2 separate regions of the Homo sapiens genome follow, and region 1 is linked to region 2. Evidence: chromatin loops called from intact Hi-C (ENCODE). Cell type or tissue: heart left ventricle. All regions are shown on one strand. Links, peaks and the distances in the headings refer to the core of each region. The heading gives the core; the rest is flanking DNA.

The links. Peaks named below come from ENCODE experiments on the same cell type or tissue, not always from the same donor. Only the 100,000 strongest peaks of a DNase experiment are listed, where the experiment ranks them.
Region 1: a loop joins it to region 2, with 8 times the contacts of the local background. A loop is called at or near these places in 71 of 110 quality-filtered maps.

The regions. Positions count from the first base shown.
Region 1 is chrX:130,016,169-130,023,644 of GRCh38, reverse strand. BCORL1 (BCL6 corepressor like 1) reads right to left here. Exons shown (of 14, transcript NM_001379451.1): 4 at 7,432-7,476; 5 at 2,495-2,660; 6 at 668-748. LOC124905216 (a long non-coding RNA gene) reads left to right here. Exons shown (of 2, transcript XR_007068333.1): 2 at 630-747. Among named protein-coding and RNA genes, the nearest start is that of BCORL1, 37 kb to the right of the region's middle. In heart left ventricle, for the core only: no CTCF peak of the experiment used is centred there; no DNase peak of the experiment used is centred there.
Region 2 is chrX:129,927,885-129,935,558 of GRCh38, reverse strand. UTP14A (UTP14A small subunit processome component) reads right to left here. Exons shown (of 15, transcript NM_006649.4): 15 at 5,807-6,223. The coding sequence ends at 5,951. It overlaps LOC105373335 (a long non-coding RNA gene), which reads left to right and starts at 1,786. Exons shown (of 3, transcript NR_188631.1): 1 at 1,786-1,865; 2 at 5,664-5,801. RefSeq lists silencers at 2,727-3,196, 3,227-3,386, 3,397-3,476, 3,557-3,646, 3,717-3,956 and an enhancer at 4,197-4,316. In heart left ventricle, for the core only: no CTCF peak of the experiment used is centred there; DNase peaks (open chromatin) are centred at 2,668, 3,218 and 3,938; H3K4me3 peaks cover 2,471 bases; H3K27ac peaks cover 2,003 bases.

The DNA.
Region 1 (7,476 bases), core at 2,477-7,476, 87 kb before region 2:
CATGTGCTAAGGTGCCGGTTACTAGAATGTCAGATAACTGAGTTTACACTATACCTTGCTTCCCCATTCTATCCAATTTGCATGGAAATTGGGTGAACTGGGACAACTATCTCCAGCCCTGGATACCAGTGTGGAGGCTAGCAGAAGGTAGTGGTGGCTAGAAAGGGCTAGCTTTTTTTAGTCCCTAGAGGTTGACCAACACAAATTCAGGGAGCCAAATGTGATTCTGCCAGCCCTGACGATTCAATGACTTTTCCAACTTTGAGGCTGCCTGTCACATAGGGCAATAAGACCAAGGTAGAAAGTTAAATGTCTGTGCCTGAGATTAGCCCCAGTAATGACGAGGTGCCAAAGCTTGGAGTTGAACCAGCTTTCCCGAGTGGCACAGGCCTTACCTCTTTCCACCATCAGCTCCCAACAAGAGATGTCAAATCCCTGCTCTGAAAAGTTGAACAAATAATCCTCAAACAGTGGGCAATATTTGAGGACTATTTGTCCCCTGCCCCCACCCAGGGCTCTCTTATCTCTGCAAGGAGCTGGGCATTGTGGCACAGTGAATCAAATTCCCAACTCGACACCTGGGCCCATGGTAAAACTGCTCAACCAGATTTCGATCTCTCTTTTCATAGAAGATGCTGAGAGGGGCCATCACCTTAGTCTCACTCACCAGACTGACTGCGCGTGCGGGTGCTCAGAACCACAGGAATAAAGTCACGGAAACTGCTCTTTGCTTTCTTTTCCAAGGAACCTGGAGTGATGTGTGGTTTGGGGACAGAAGGCAGAAATGTTACAATCAAAGCTTAAAGACCAGAAAGCCCACCTGTGAGGCTCGGGGGAAAGATTGAGAAAGAGTTTGTGTTTACCCTGTGGTTAATCTGGGTTACATTTATTCACTCCCCTTACGTGGCCATCACATATGTGTCTCTTGTAGACAATGAGTGTTTCCAGGTGGTTTTTAAAAACTGAGAGTTTGGTCGCTTTTGCTGATACCAGAAAAGGCAGTGCACAGTATCAATGTGATGGTGTGCCAGAAAGTAGGAAAGTAGGAGGCCCCACTGCCCATAGGACTCTGAGGCTGCTGCACCTCAACAAAGTTCTGCTGGGCATGGTGGCTCACGCCTGTAATCCCAGCACTTTGGGAGGCCGAGGTGGGTGGATCACCTGAGGTCAGGAGATCGAGCCCAGCATGGCCAACATGGTGAAACCCCGACTCTACTAAAAATACAAAAATTCGCCGGGCGTGGTGGCACTCACCTGTAGTCCCAGATACTTGGGAGGCTGAGGAAGGAGAATCACTTGAACCTGGGATGCAGAGTTTGCAGTGAGCCAAGATTGTGCCACTGCACTCCAGCCTGGGTGACAGAGTGAGACTCCATCTCAAAAAAAAAAAAAAAAAAAAAAAAAAAAAGAAAGAAAGAAAGAAAATAAACAAAGTTCTAACTGAGCTGGAGCAGGTCCCAGAGGAGGGCAACCTCAGTGAATCTTGGAGGATTGAGTGAGGTGGGAAGATAGGAACAAGGAGCCAGTGAACAGAGAAAAAACGGCTAAGAACAGATGAGGCCGGACGCAGTGGCTGACGCCTGTAATCCCAACACTTTGGGAGGCTGAGGCAGGGAGATGGCTTGAGCCCAGGAGTTCAAGACCAGCCTGGGAAACATGGTGAAACCCCATCTCTTCAAAACTACAAACATTAGCCAGGTGTAATGGCACATGCCTGTGGTCCCAGCTACTCGGGAGGCTGAGGTAGGAGGATCACTTGAGCTCAGGAGGTTGAGGCTGCAGTGAACCGATATTGTGCCACTGAACTCCCTCTAGCCTGGGAAGCAAAGTGAGACTCTGTCTCAAAAAAAAAAAGAACAGACCAGAAGAGGCAGGTCATAGTCACGTCAGGTGGGCAAGACCATGAACCTGGACTCCTATGCTCAGGAATGCTGGGGATTCTCTCCCTGATAAGGGTGCCCAGAAACTATTAGTGGCAAAACGGACAGGTTAGGGACACATACCAGCCCCGTCATCCCAGATATCCTGTGTGTCCCTAAATGATAATAAACGTTTAAGATTTCTCTAAACTCTCCTAGCTAACTAGCTATTTATTTTTGTCCTTTCAGAATAGCAGTTTTCCAGTATACCCAAAGAAGACAGCGTAATGAACCCCCATTCCGTGGTTTTTGTCTAAATTCTCCTTAAACTTGTTTCTTTGAGCCTAGACCCATCGCGGGGAAATGGGTCGGCTACTGTGTTGTGGGCCTGGTGTTTGTGTCGGAAAACCACTTCCTTCAGCCTTATTCTAGCACCCAGGAGGAGCAGAAGGGGCCCCCGATCCTTGCTCGCTCACCTTAGACTTCAGAGGGGTCAATCATATCTTCTTTCCACAGTGAAGAAGTCTCACTTTTCCAGAGTGAAGGAGTCAGCGCCTGAGCCCCTCTGCCCTCACCACTGTGCCCTGGGGATCCCTCTGCAGCCCAGCCCAGAGGGCCAGGGCCGCGGGGCCTACCTTCCTCGTGGCTGTCGGCTCGTTTTCCTGGAGACTGGGACTCCGGCTTTGTCGGCTTCCGGTGCTTGTGCTTTCCCCTGACTCCATTGTGCTCTTTTCCTGAATCTGAAGCCCCCCTGGGGCTTTTCTTGGTGGATTCCTGGGGGTCACTGGGCAGCTTCCGGCACTGTGGAGAGGTAGAGGGTCAGGTCTGAGGTCAGTTTTGCTTCTTAAGAAAGCTCTCCAGGGGTTGAGCCATGTGTCCCGTTTCTGACCTAGAGGCATGAGCTGCCCAGAGTGGGGGACCAGGGGCAAGGGGCCGTGCACTGCCTTCCAGAGTGGGTGACAGGGGCTCTTTTGGACTGAGTCCAGGGCCCCAGCTAATCCCCATAGGCGTCCACATCCCATCACTTTAAAGAGGTCTACAGAGTCTGCGTTCAAAAGCCAGTGAATAAACACCCAAAGTCATTTTAAAAGGTGCAAAGTCAGGCCCCATACTCTCTGTACCCAAACACCAATGGAGAGACCGGCATTAAACAAAATGCCTCTTCTGCAAGTTGGGAGACTACATTGTTCAAATAACTTCACTGTGAATGGTATTGCACCAACAACTGAAAATAATTCTCAGTACAGGCCAACTCAAGAAAAATTGTCTCTTTTCACGTGTAAATTAATACCAGAAAATAGATTCAACTAAGGCAAGAAGAAAAACATGACACAGGAGCAATTCAAATATCCTCATATTTATAAAACCCAGTGAAAAGGCCCAAGCATTATTCATAATGCCACTTTATACTCTGTAGCACTTTCAGCCTTTCCAAATGCTCTCATCTCTATTATTGGATTTTATCCTCCCCACAACCCTGGGAGGAGAAGCTAATATTATCCCCACTGAACAGATAAGAAAACGGAGGCTCCAAGACAAAGGGTTGAATGACTTGTCCAGGGTAACACACAATCCCATGTGTCCACTGGCTCAGGGACTGCCACTTACCAGGCCAACCCGCAAGTTAGCACATTTGTGCTTGCAGTGAGAAAGACCCAGAATTGGGACTAGGACCCGGGGGTCCTGGCCCCCAGCCCGGGCCTCTGGGCATCAGCTCTCGCTACCTATCTTCCCTGAATCACTTCCTCGGCTGCTTCAGCTCAGCTTCTCCCACGCCCACTGCCTGGCACATCTAAGAGGCACAATGGCTGTGCTCACACACTGCAAGGACACTCTCAGCCTAACAGTCACGTATTCTCACGAGCTTTGAGGTCTCTCTGTGCCACTAAACAAGAAATAGGGCAATGTAGGGATTTCCAGTATTCTAGTATGCAGGGAGTGCAGAATAAGCAAAACGTTGGAACAATAAAAGCAGGTCCGAGGAGGAAAGGAAGGGTTAAACTTGCTTGAGCTGTTTTTCCCCTAAGCTGACCCATGCCTCGCCTGCTAGAAGGTTATCGTGGTGTACCTCCAGCTAAGGGGATGGCACATACCTTACTGATGGAACATTTTCGGGGGCTGGGGCCTCCTAATTCTCCAGGGACAGGGAGTCACCACTACCCATCAAATTCCAGGACTCCTCCTATCCCATGAACTCTTCCTGCTTCTTATTTTCAGCAGAGGCCTGAGCTAAAAATTCAAGTTCAGTTTCCCCCTTGGCTTGCTGCCAGTTCCTACAAACCAAAGTGTTAGGAGGAGGAAAGCATTGGTTGGAAAGAGGAAGATGAGGAACTACTGCTTAAAAACTAACCTTCAGGTACGGCTGGAGAAAAACTATTTTAAGTCAGGGGGAATAAAGTCAAATGCACATACATTTGAACATGTCCTATTTATTTCTGAATATCATTCTTAGCTGGCTCTTTCAAATGCAGATCATTAACTTTTACTTCCGAAGACAAAAACAAGTAAAACAGAACATCTAGCAGGGCGCGGTGGCTCAAGCCTGTAATCCCAGCACCTCGGGAAGCCAAGGCCAGCGGATCACCTGAGGTCAGGAATAAAAATATTTCGCACACTCCAACTTATGCATGAAGTTGGGAGGATGGGGAGACCGTGAGAGATGAACATTCTGGTTAACAGTTTTGAAATATTTTCCAAAGAGCTTTCCAAGGAATGAGAGGACAATAAAATACATCCAGCACCAAATGAAGCAGAACTCTCTCTCTTTGCTGGTGATGCAGAAGGCCCTTTAGGATCCTGAGAGGCCTTGGGCAGGTGGTATTGGCAACAGGAGACTATTTTCACTCTTGGCCAAGCCCTGAAAGGGGCTATTTCAAACAAACCCCTGATCTTAGTTTGCTGATCAACAGTTTCCTTCTCAGGAAGGTGGCATGTAAAAAAAAAGAAGGAACGAAGTGATTTGCACTCCCAAAAAATAGACATTTACTAAATCCTTACAGGCAGTTGCAAAGAGCTGCTTCCAGGCCCCTGATCTTGTCATTTTAATTTCTGCCCTCTGCATTTGATAGTGGGCCCACTGAACTGTTCATCTAATATAGGATAGGGCAGTGCCCACCTGTCACTGAGTCATCTGAGAGACATAAGCTTCATGAGAGGCGGGGCCACATCTATTTTGTTTGTAATGCTAACAATAACAGCAACCACTAACACTAACTGAACACCTACTATGTGCCAGATACTACTGTACACACTTATGTATATCACGTTCTTTAATCTTTTTTAAAATGACAGCTTTACTGAGATACAATTTATTAAGACATACCATGCAATTCACTTAAGTGTAAAATTCAATTGTTTTTAGTATAGTCATAGAGCTATGTAACCATCCCTACTTATCTAGCTCCAGAACTTTTTCATCACCCTGAATGGAAACCCAATACCCATTAAACAGTCACTCCCCAACTCTTCCATCCTCCCCAACCCTAGGCAACCACTAGTCTACTTTCTGTCTCCATGGATTTGCCTATTGTGGACATTTTATATCATCATCTCATTTAATCTTCACAACTCTATGAGTAGATACTATTATTGTCTTGTGTATAGATTAAGAAACTGAAGGCCATAGAGATTAAGTAGCTTGACTAATAGCACACAGCTAGGAAGAGGTGGGGCCAAAATTCAAACCCAGGCTCCGTGTCTGGCTCCAGGGAGCATACTCCTCATCAATCTATGATACCACCCTCCTGAAGAGGTATTCCCATTGCCTGGGAAGGACTGGCATACAGTAGCCATGCAACAAAAACTTGCAAAACATTCAGTGAAACAGTTCCATGGGCGGAGAGTAGAAGATGGCCAGGTGAGGTGGCTCACGCCTGTAATCCCAGCACTTTGGGAGGCTGAAGCAGGAGGATCGCTTCAGCCCAGGAGTCCGAGACCAGCTTAGCCAACATAGTGAGACCTCGTCTCTACAAAAAATAATTAGCCAGGTGTAGTGGTACACACCTGTGGTCCCAGCTACTTGGGAGGCTAAAGTGGGAGACTGCTTGAGCCCAGAAGGTGAAGGCTGCAATGAGCTGTGATCGAGCCACTGCACTCCAGCCCGGGTGACAGAGCAAGACCCTGACTCAAAAAAAAAAAAACAAAAAGAGAGTGGAAGATAATATGGTATAGCTGAAGAAGAACATGGACTTTGGAACCAGAGACCAGAGTCTGAGTTCTAGCTCTGCAAGTTAGTAGCTGTGTAACTGGGTAATGTATCCTCTCTGAGCCTCTGTTTCATTTATTTTCTCACCTGTAGATTGGTGTAGCATTCACCTCATATGGTTACTGTAACGATTAGATAACAAATGTAAAAACACAACTCTAACGACATGAATTATTATTCTTATTACCACCGAGCGCAGATGGCAATTACCTGCCAAACGTTATATGCTCTACTGCGTCATGACCCACGTTCCTACTTCACGTGTCTCTGACATACCAGGGTGGTTGTGAGGTTTGTGAGTTAAAATCCACCCAAACACCTATCCCAGGGGTTCTTAACCTGCAGTCCCTGGGTGAGCTTTGGGCGATGGGGCAGAGGTCAGGTCCATGAACCCCCTAAAATTATTGGCAAAATTCTGAGGTCACATTTCTGGGAACAGGGTCCATAGCTCTCACCAGCTTTTCAAAATGGTCTATGGTCCAAAAAAGACCATAAACTTGTGCCACAGCCAAATTCACAGTGCTCTAGCCAGAAATTTTGTCCCTTAGTGTACATGAACATCCAACTTGAAAGCTTGCTAACAGAACTTCAAGTTGTTCTAGATTTTTAATAAACCCTATCCTCAAATGTTTCAAGATTCTCCTTGGATCACCAGTAGCCTCTGGTCCCTTCTGGGGGACCAGGGGATTCTCATCAAGTGCTCCTGGCCCACCTTTTTGCCTAGAACTCTGCCACCATCCATAGCCTGTCAAGACCAACACCCAGACACCCAACCTGCCTTGCCCATCCAATCCCCAGTGGGCCAAAACCCAAAGCTGCTGCCTCAAGCATTCGAGCGGGTAGGAAACTGATTAGCACAGAAGCCAAATTGGCTCTGACCCCACAAGGCTCCCAGCAAATCCTAAGCAGGCCCCCCAACCAGTGGTGAAAGGAACAACCCCGTCAGAGGCCCCTGCTCTCCCCATCCCTAAGTTCTCAAGGCCAGTGTTCTCTCAGTAAAGGAAAAGGAAGAATGGTTATTCAAGGAAGAGCCTGTTATTCATTGATTTCCCTCACCAATACCTTCTTCCGCTTTCCGATCTCATCTGGGACAATGGCTTCCCTACCCCAGGGACAGAATCATTTCCCACATCCTACAAACTACAAGCCAGCCTCTCCCCATGCTGAGACACCGTATATGGAAAATGTGACCTAGGGAGGGGACAGCAGGTCATTATTACTTTTACAAAAGCCTTCCAATCCGTTCAGTTCACACAGCTGCCCAACAGCACTGTGTCACAGGGTAGGGGTCACAGGAGGTTGCTATCCATGGCACGAAGTAGACCAGCGGCATCTCGGCCCCACCCTGGACCTTAGCTCAGCACTCACCTTGGGTCTGTGGGAACTCCGGACCACGGCCTTGGCTTGTGGCTG
Region 2 (7,674 bases), core at 1,007-6,006:
ACCATTTTATTGCTAATATCTAGCGACCACAAGTCATTTTTTTATCTATTTTTTGAGTCTACTGTACACAAGGTATTTTATTATGATCAATAACAGCCAACAGACATCAAACACTTACGATGTGGCAGGCTCCTACATCGCACCAAGAACTTGTATTATCTCAGTTCATTCCTATAACAACCCTGTGGTGTAGGTACTATTAATGTCCCTATTTCACAGAATGTGAAACAGCGGCTCAGGAAAATGAAATAACTCACTGAAGGCCACACAGCTGACAACTGATCGAGGCAGGACTCAAACTCAGGTCTCGTTGGCTCCAACCCCACGTGCTTCTGCGTGTAAGCAAGTCCACTCCACAGCCTCCAGCATGCTTTGCTGCCTTGCTCCTCACTACACCATGCCTTCTCCCAATTAGTAGATTAGTCATGTGTTGACACTTCTAGTCTCAGTCTAATGGCTTGTTTATTTAACTGATGGATGCTGCTCCCCATTTGAGGCCATTAGCATTTAAACAAAACAAAACAAAACTGTTGAGCCTGGCAAAGTGACACTGTGTTTACTGTTTTTCTCCCAGTGTTAATTGTGAGCATTTTCCAAATATGTATTTTGATGTGCTAACAGTCCCTAAAGAGGACTGTAGAACAGTTTAGCAATCTTCTCATGCAGCTCCAGCCCCACTCCCCATAATCTCCTTGGTGAGGGGGAGAAGTCTTGGCTAGGATGGGGAAGAGGGATGGTGACTATCTCAGTCTGATTAGGGGGCAGGGGAACTGGGCTGGGAAGGCGACTCTGTCCTTGGAGGCTAAGTCCCAGAGTATCCTCGCTTCACGCTTGGGGAGGGAATTTGGTATTTCTTTCCAGGACAATAAGAACATCTGTGCCAAGGCAGAGGAGGAGGCCGGGCGCTCCGAGGCATCTCTGCCGGAGTCTCTTGACACTGTCCGATTGTTACTATTTCAGTTTCTGCTTGGATCACTGACCTTGTCCATTTAGAGCAGGCTGACTTGGGCGAAGACAGTGTAGGGCTGAGGAAGGACAGAGAGGACCCGTCTGGCTGGGGGTGGAGGTGTGAGGTGGGCAGGGAGCTGGACCAACTCTAAAGCGACCAGGTTACAAATGAGCTGCAAAGTACAGGGTGAATCTTGCATCCGTAAATGGGAGGAAGGAGTGCTTCCACTGTCCACCCCCCACCCCCCGGCCCCTGGGGTAAGTGCTGTTGACCTCAGGTCCAGTTTGTTTGCAGCCTCCCTCTTCTGACAGATCGGGCTTCAGGTCGACCTTGGGGTAATGGATGAAGAACTACAGGTTTGATCCTTACACGGGACAGTTTGCTTCACACTGAGAAAAACCTGGCTACTTTCTGCCTCCCAGCTCCAGTTGCAAACTGGAGTTAAAGTCGAGTTTCTGGCTCCCTGCAAAGTATTCCTAGTACTAGAAAGTCACGTCACCCGGTGTGTTCGTGTGGTGACTGCAGCCATATCTAGTCCCAGCGAGTCGGCCTCCCATTAGGGATGAGCTAAGACAGCTCCTTCGTTTCTTCCTCACTCAGACTTAGCCCTGGAACTGGCAGTTCTGGGGACCAAGAGGTAGGCATCTGCCTCCTGCATAATTAGTTACATCAGTCTCAAAAAGCATTGATGGCCCATCCCTTTGGGTATCATGCTGTGCCTGGCACGAGCTAGTAATCCCCACCCGGTCCTGGCCCTCCCGAGTTTACAACCTTAAGTCACACAATGACACAGATCCCAAAGGCGAGCAGTTAACAAATACATCCACTTGTCCACCAATCACAAGGGATCCATTGAGTGAGCCACTGCAACAAACAGGAACCCCTTCAAAGAGCTTCCAGTCTGGTGGGTAAGTAGGTAAGACTGAGTGAGGGCTTGGGAGAAGAGGTTCGGGCGAGGAAACACGGTCAACTTGGGCATCATCGAAGACTTTTTATTCTTTTTTTTTTTTTTTTTTTTTGAGACAGAGTCTCACTCTGTTGCCCAGGCTGGAGTGCAGTGGCGCGATTTTGGCTCACTGGAACCTACACCTCCTGGGTTCAAGCGATTCTCATGCCTCAGCCTCCCGAGTAGCTGGGACTACAGGCGCCCACCACCACGCCCGGCTAATTTTTGTATTTTTAGTAGAGATGGGGTTTCGCCATGTTGGTCAGGGTGGTCTCGAACTCCTGACCTCCCGTGACCCGCCCACCTCGACCTCCCAAAGTGTTGGGAGTACAGGCGTGAGCCACCGAGCCCGACCCGATCAGACTTTTTAAAAGTGTCTATTGGCATGTGGGTGGGTGGCTGGGTGTTCTGTCGACTTGAGCCACGTCCCTCACTCTGGGTCCGGCGAGGTCTATCCAAGGGCTCTGCAATGCGTAGTGGGGAGAACCCTGGGCGGAGAGGCAGGGATCCGTGGCGCTTGGCGTGGGCTCGCCCTCTTTCCCTGGGTGGCAGGGACGTGTCACTAGACCTCGCCTCTCCGGGTCTGACGGTCGGCTTAGGATCCCTCACGGCTTGGGCATTTTCAGGACAGTCCCCCGCCCTCCTCCCGCCAGCCGCGAGTCTCAGCTGCGCTTCGCGCGTTGGTGGCACAGGTTTGGGGCGGGAGCCGGGAGGAGGCTCCGGATCAAGTCATCCTCGGAGATAAGGTCGCGGCGACTCCCCGGGACGCGCCGGCCCGGCCTGGGCTGCGGGAGGAACCGCGGCCGGCCCGTCCCCCAAACATTTCCGACGGGCCCCTGCGCCCCGCGAGGCTTCCGAGGGCCAGGCTGGGCGAGGGACACCCAGCCCGGCTCGGGTTCGCGCTCCCGGGCCGCCAGCCCGCCTGTCCGCGAGGTGCCTGCGGCCACGGGGCGCCGAGGCTCCCCGAGGACGGGCTGCGGGCTGCGCGCTGCGCTGGGCCGGGCCGCTGCAGGGCCTCGGCGAGCGAGCGAGCGGAGCGGGGCGGCGGGAGTGCGTGTGTGGGGAGACCGCGCGGGAACGCGAGCCGCCGGCCCGGGAAGGGTGGGTCGGGGAGCGGCGGCTGCCGCAGGAGGAGCGACCCGGGAACCGGAGGCCGGCCGGGCTGGCGGGCAGGAGCCGCGGGGGGGAGGGCGGAGCGCGGAGGGCGGAGACGGGGCCGCGGAAGGGAGGGGGCCGCGGGGCGCGGCCGCGGGGCGGGGCGCTGGGACCTGGGGAAGATAAGAGCGTGCTCGGGGGAGTGAGGGCGGGAGCGAGGGAGGGGCGGGGGACTTAGAGACCAAAGAGGAGACAAAAGGACGGGGTGGGTGGGAGGGGCATAGACGAGCGGGGGTAGGGGAGGGGCGCCGGGGGACGCCTCGCGGGGAGGGGTGTGTGTGTACCGCGGGGGGGCATAGTGTGGGAGGGACTTAGAGAGGGACAAGAAGGGACAACATAAGGGAGCGCGGGGGTACGGAGAAAAGGGGGGCGGGAGTGCTCCACCACGCTGGCCACGAAGGCGAAGGGAGGCCGCGAAGGAGAGGCCGCTGGGACTGGCCACACACAGGGACGGGGGTCCTGGGGATGGACAGTCAGCGAGGGAAGGGGGTCGGAGCTTCCGCGGTCTCGGGAGGGGAAGGGGGAGCCGACACGGGAAAAGGGGGTGGTGCGGGGACCCGAGGGTGGAGGCGGATGGGCGTGTGTGCAGCGCTGAGGGCAGGGATTTAACGCAGCTCTTCGAGATGACCCAAAGACCACGGTGGGGGCTGCACAGACGGGACGGGGCTACCGATGCAGGAGGAGAACTGCCCAGGGGAAAGTGGGACCTACAAGGATTAGAGAAGGGTGGCGGGGGCGGCCTCGGACTCGGCAGGAAGGCGCCACCACCGCCCTCTGCCCGTCCCCAGCGTGCCCCGCCCCGTCCGGGGGCCCTAAGGGCAGCGGCCTGGGCCGTGGGGGAGCCGAGCCAGGGCGGAACCATTCGGAACAGAGAGGGGGGCTTGGGGGGAAGGGAGGAGCCAGGGGTCAGAACCCTGTTGGGGGCGGGGGGGCGCCACACCCTGGGAAAAAGGCTTGGGCACATCCAGAGTGGACCAATCAGCGAGCAAGGCCAGGGTGGCGTCAAGGGGCAGCTTCGGCCAATGGGAAGGGAGAACACTTCGGAGGTTCGGAGGAAGAAAAGAAAAAAAAGCCCCACGAAACAACAATCGAATCTGTTTGGGGGCTTGGAAGGCTGGGAATGGGCGTCGTTTATAGCACGCTCTGGCACCTGCCTTCTCCTTTGAAGGATGGGGTGGCTTGCATCACTCCTGGGTAGTGGGGAGCAAACGGAGCTGAAGAGGGTCCGGGGAAAGTAGACGGGGATTGGCCATTTACCGGGGACACTTGATTGGGCGCCTCAATTTGGGGGGTGGGTGGGACGGAGGTAGCAGCTTTGTGCTCAAAAGAGTGCAAGAGAATGTTGTGGTCTCTTAAACGGAGGCAGGAGTGGGCAGGGCTCCCGCATCCCCTACCACTGGCTACTGACTTAAGTGTCAACCAGCGAGTGGATCGTGGATAATCTCAAGCCAATGGATACTTAAGCATGCCTTTTGGGCACTGAACACTGCTCAACATACTCATTTCCCTTACCTTCCCAGTCCCAGGTTGTTTCTTAAGAGGATGAGCAATAGTAGGGGGCCACAGGGGACCCCACTGGGGAATTCATATAAATTTATCCTTTGGCTTTTCACTTCAGTTTAATGTGTAACACTAGATGCACGCTCTATTCTGAAAATTTTCTCTTATAAAGATAACTGGGACTAGCTACCATTGAGGTCTAAACGTTTTGGAACTGATTTGGAGAGTGGTGTGCTCAGAAGGCCGTATCTGTTGGGGGGATTGCAAAAGAAAACTTGGAGTGGTACAGCTTTTGGCCCAGGGATTCCAAATGTCTTGAAAACCCCTGAAACTGTATGTAAAATGCCATACAAATGTGTGTGTGTGCACATTTTTCTGGAGACGGTTCATAACGTTCAACATATTTTTAGAGGGGCCTGTGACACAAAAATGAACCCACTGTGGTCTAAGAATACTGGGGATAGGACTGAATCTCCAAGGTAGGAGGCAAGGTGCAGTAGTGGTGTCATTTTGGAATCAGAGGGGTTTCCCAAATTCCTTGTTAGGAAACTCAGCTGCAGGGGCTCTTTCCGTATATTTCTTGCCATCCAAAGCCAGGCCAAGTTCCTCAGAGCTGAGAAGCCCATGTGAACTGTCATATAGCAAAGCAATGCTTGAATAAACTACACTTTCAATCAATGGTGAGGAGTGGGCCCTGAGTTAGGAAGGAAAGGCAATAGAGGTTTACTTCTGAAATCACATCTACCTTTATCTACAAAATAAGGGTCAAACCTCCTGGTCTTCTTATGAGAAAATAAGTAGAAGGTTATATATGAGATATTGTAGACAGCAGCCTGTACAAGCTGGGAAGCTCACACATGTGAAAAAAATGGCTGTGGCTAGACTTGTGGGGACAGAACCCAGCTTCGGCACCGTCCTGGTCTTAGGATCAGTCTAGGGCAGAATCCAATTGCAGTTTGTACATCCTCTTTCTAGGTTCAGAGGTTAAAATATACAATATTTTATCATTATTAACCCTGTCTCTTCAAGTTGGCAGTTATTAATGGTGGATCATATCTGATGTGATATATTTAAGGTTACAGACTACAGTTAACTTTCTCCATTTCGATTTAGGACCAACTACATAATCCTTGGTAAGAAAAGGAGGTGGCCCTGACAAGTGCAACTCGAGAAATGCAATGCTGTAGAGTCCAAAGGTGTCTGACTTGAACGAAATGATCCCACTGGGGGACAATGCAACATATACTCCAGGTAAATAGATTAAAAAATGCCTTTATTTTTAAAATGTGGCTTAACTACATGCAATGTACTGAGCCAGTTTTGGAATCCACCCTGTATCAGAGTAAAACTGGACCAAAGGAAGTGAAGTCAGGGCTCCTGGCTGTCACTCCTCCAGCAACTCAATCTACAGAGCATTTCTTCAGCTGTTTTTTGTGACGTGTGGTGATTCGTTTTGGATTCCTCTGTATGACAGACAGGTCCGACCTTGAGGAAGACCGGTAGCCCACGTCTTCTGCTTTTATGGGGTTAATGATATGGCCTGGCTTGGTGACGACCTTGGGAGTAGTCAGCTTTTGGAAAGCCCTCTGGGTGTTCCATGTGGATCCTATGGGGGTCTGGATGGTCCTTTCAAATTGCCAATGGTGGGTAAATGGATATGGAAGCACTCGTACCTGGAAAGGAAGGAGAATGATTTGGTATGAGGCAGGCCTGGGGTGCAGTTGTATACTGTAATGGCAGCTTTCATCAGGTACTGTTTTGGTACAGGCCACGGTTCCACATGATGACTGCAAGTGAAGAGACTGAGAGGTCAAGGCGTCCCATTGCTCCCATCTGCCCTTAGGAATTCAATCTGTTTGATGACATTTGGGAGTAGGGGGGCCTGAGTTGGCTCTGGATCCCCCATCTATTCAACAATTCAGGGTCTGAAAAACCACCCTGACACTGCCCATCTTTGTTTTTCTTTTTTTTGAGACAGAGTCTCACTCTGTGGCCCAGGCTGGAGTGCAGTGGGGTGATCTCTGCTCACTGCAACCTCTGCCTACCAAGTAGCTGGGATTACAAGTGACACTGTCCCTATCTAGCTACAGGAGCTCCAGGGCTGTTGTCCCAGAGTGAGCTTTCCTATGTAACACTGTGACTGCAAGAATCCAGACCATTGTGTATCCCTGTGGATTTTATGACTTTTCTACCCTCTTTATGCTTTCAGTCTCCTCCTTCCCTCTCTTAGGATTGATATTTTTTTTTTGTTTTTTGAGACGGAGTCTCGCTCTGTCGCCCAGGCTGGAGTGCAGTGGCACGATCTCCGCTCACTGCAAGCTCTGCCTCCTGGGTTCACGCCATTCTCCTGCCTCAGCCTCCCGAGTAGCTGGGACTACAGGTGCCCACCACCACGCCCGGCTAATTTTTTGTATTTTTAGTAGAGACGGGGTTTCACCGTGTTAGCCAGGATGTCTTGATCTCCTGACCTCGTGATCCACCCGCCTCAGCCTCCCAAAGTGCTGGGATTACAGGCGTGAGCCACCGCGCCTGGCCAGGATTGATGTTTTAAGGAACCCGAATCCTGAACTCTACCAGGCCGTTACACTTAGTTTCATCTTTTTTTTTTTTTTTTTTTTTTTTTTGAGATGGAGTCTCGCTCTGTCTCCCAGGCTGGAGTGCAGTGGCGTGATCTCGGCTCACTGCAAGCTCCGCCTCCCAGGTTCACACCATTCTCCTGCCTCAGCCTCCCTAGTAGCTGGGACTACAGGGGCCTGCCACCATGCCTGGCTAATTTTTTTTTGTATTTTTTTTTTTAGTAGAGATGGGGTTTCACTGTGTTAGGATGGTCTCGATCTCCTGACCTTGTGATCCACCCGCCTTGGCCTCCCAAAGTGCTGGGATTACAGGTGTGAACCACCATGCCCGGCCCACTTAGCTTCATCTTCTTTTGGCACCACAGAATGTAGAGCTGGAAGGCCCTAGATATTGACAATGGTCATCTCCCTTGGCCTGAAGATTTGGCTTAGAGGGGGGAAGTGATGGACCTAAGTAAATGAGGAGCAGCATTGGAGAACAGAACCCAAAGCTCCTGTTTCCTTGCCTGGTACTCCTCCACCACATTGCTACCTTCAGACATTAAATA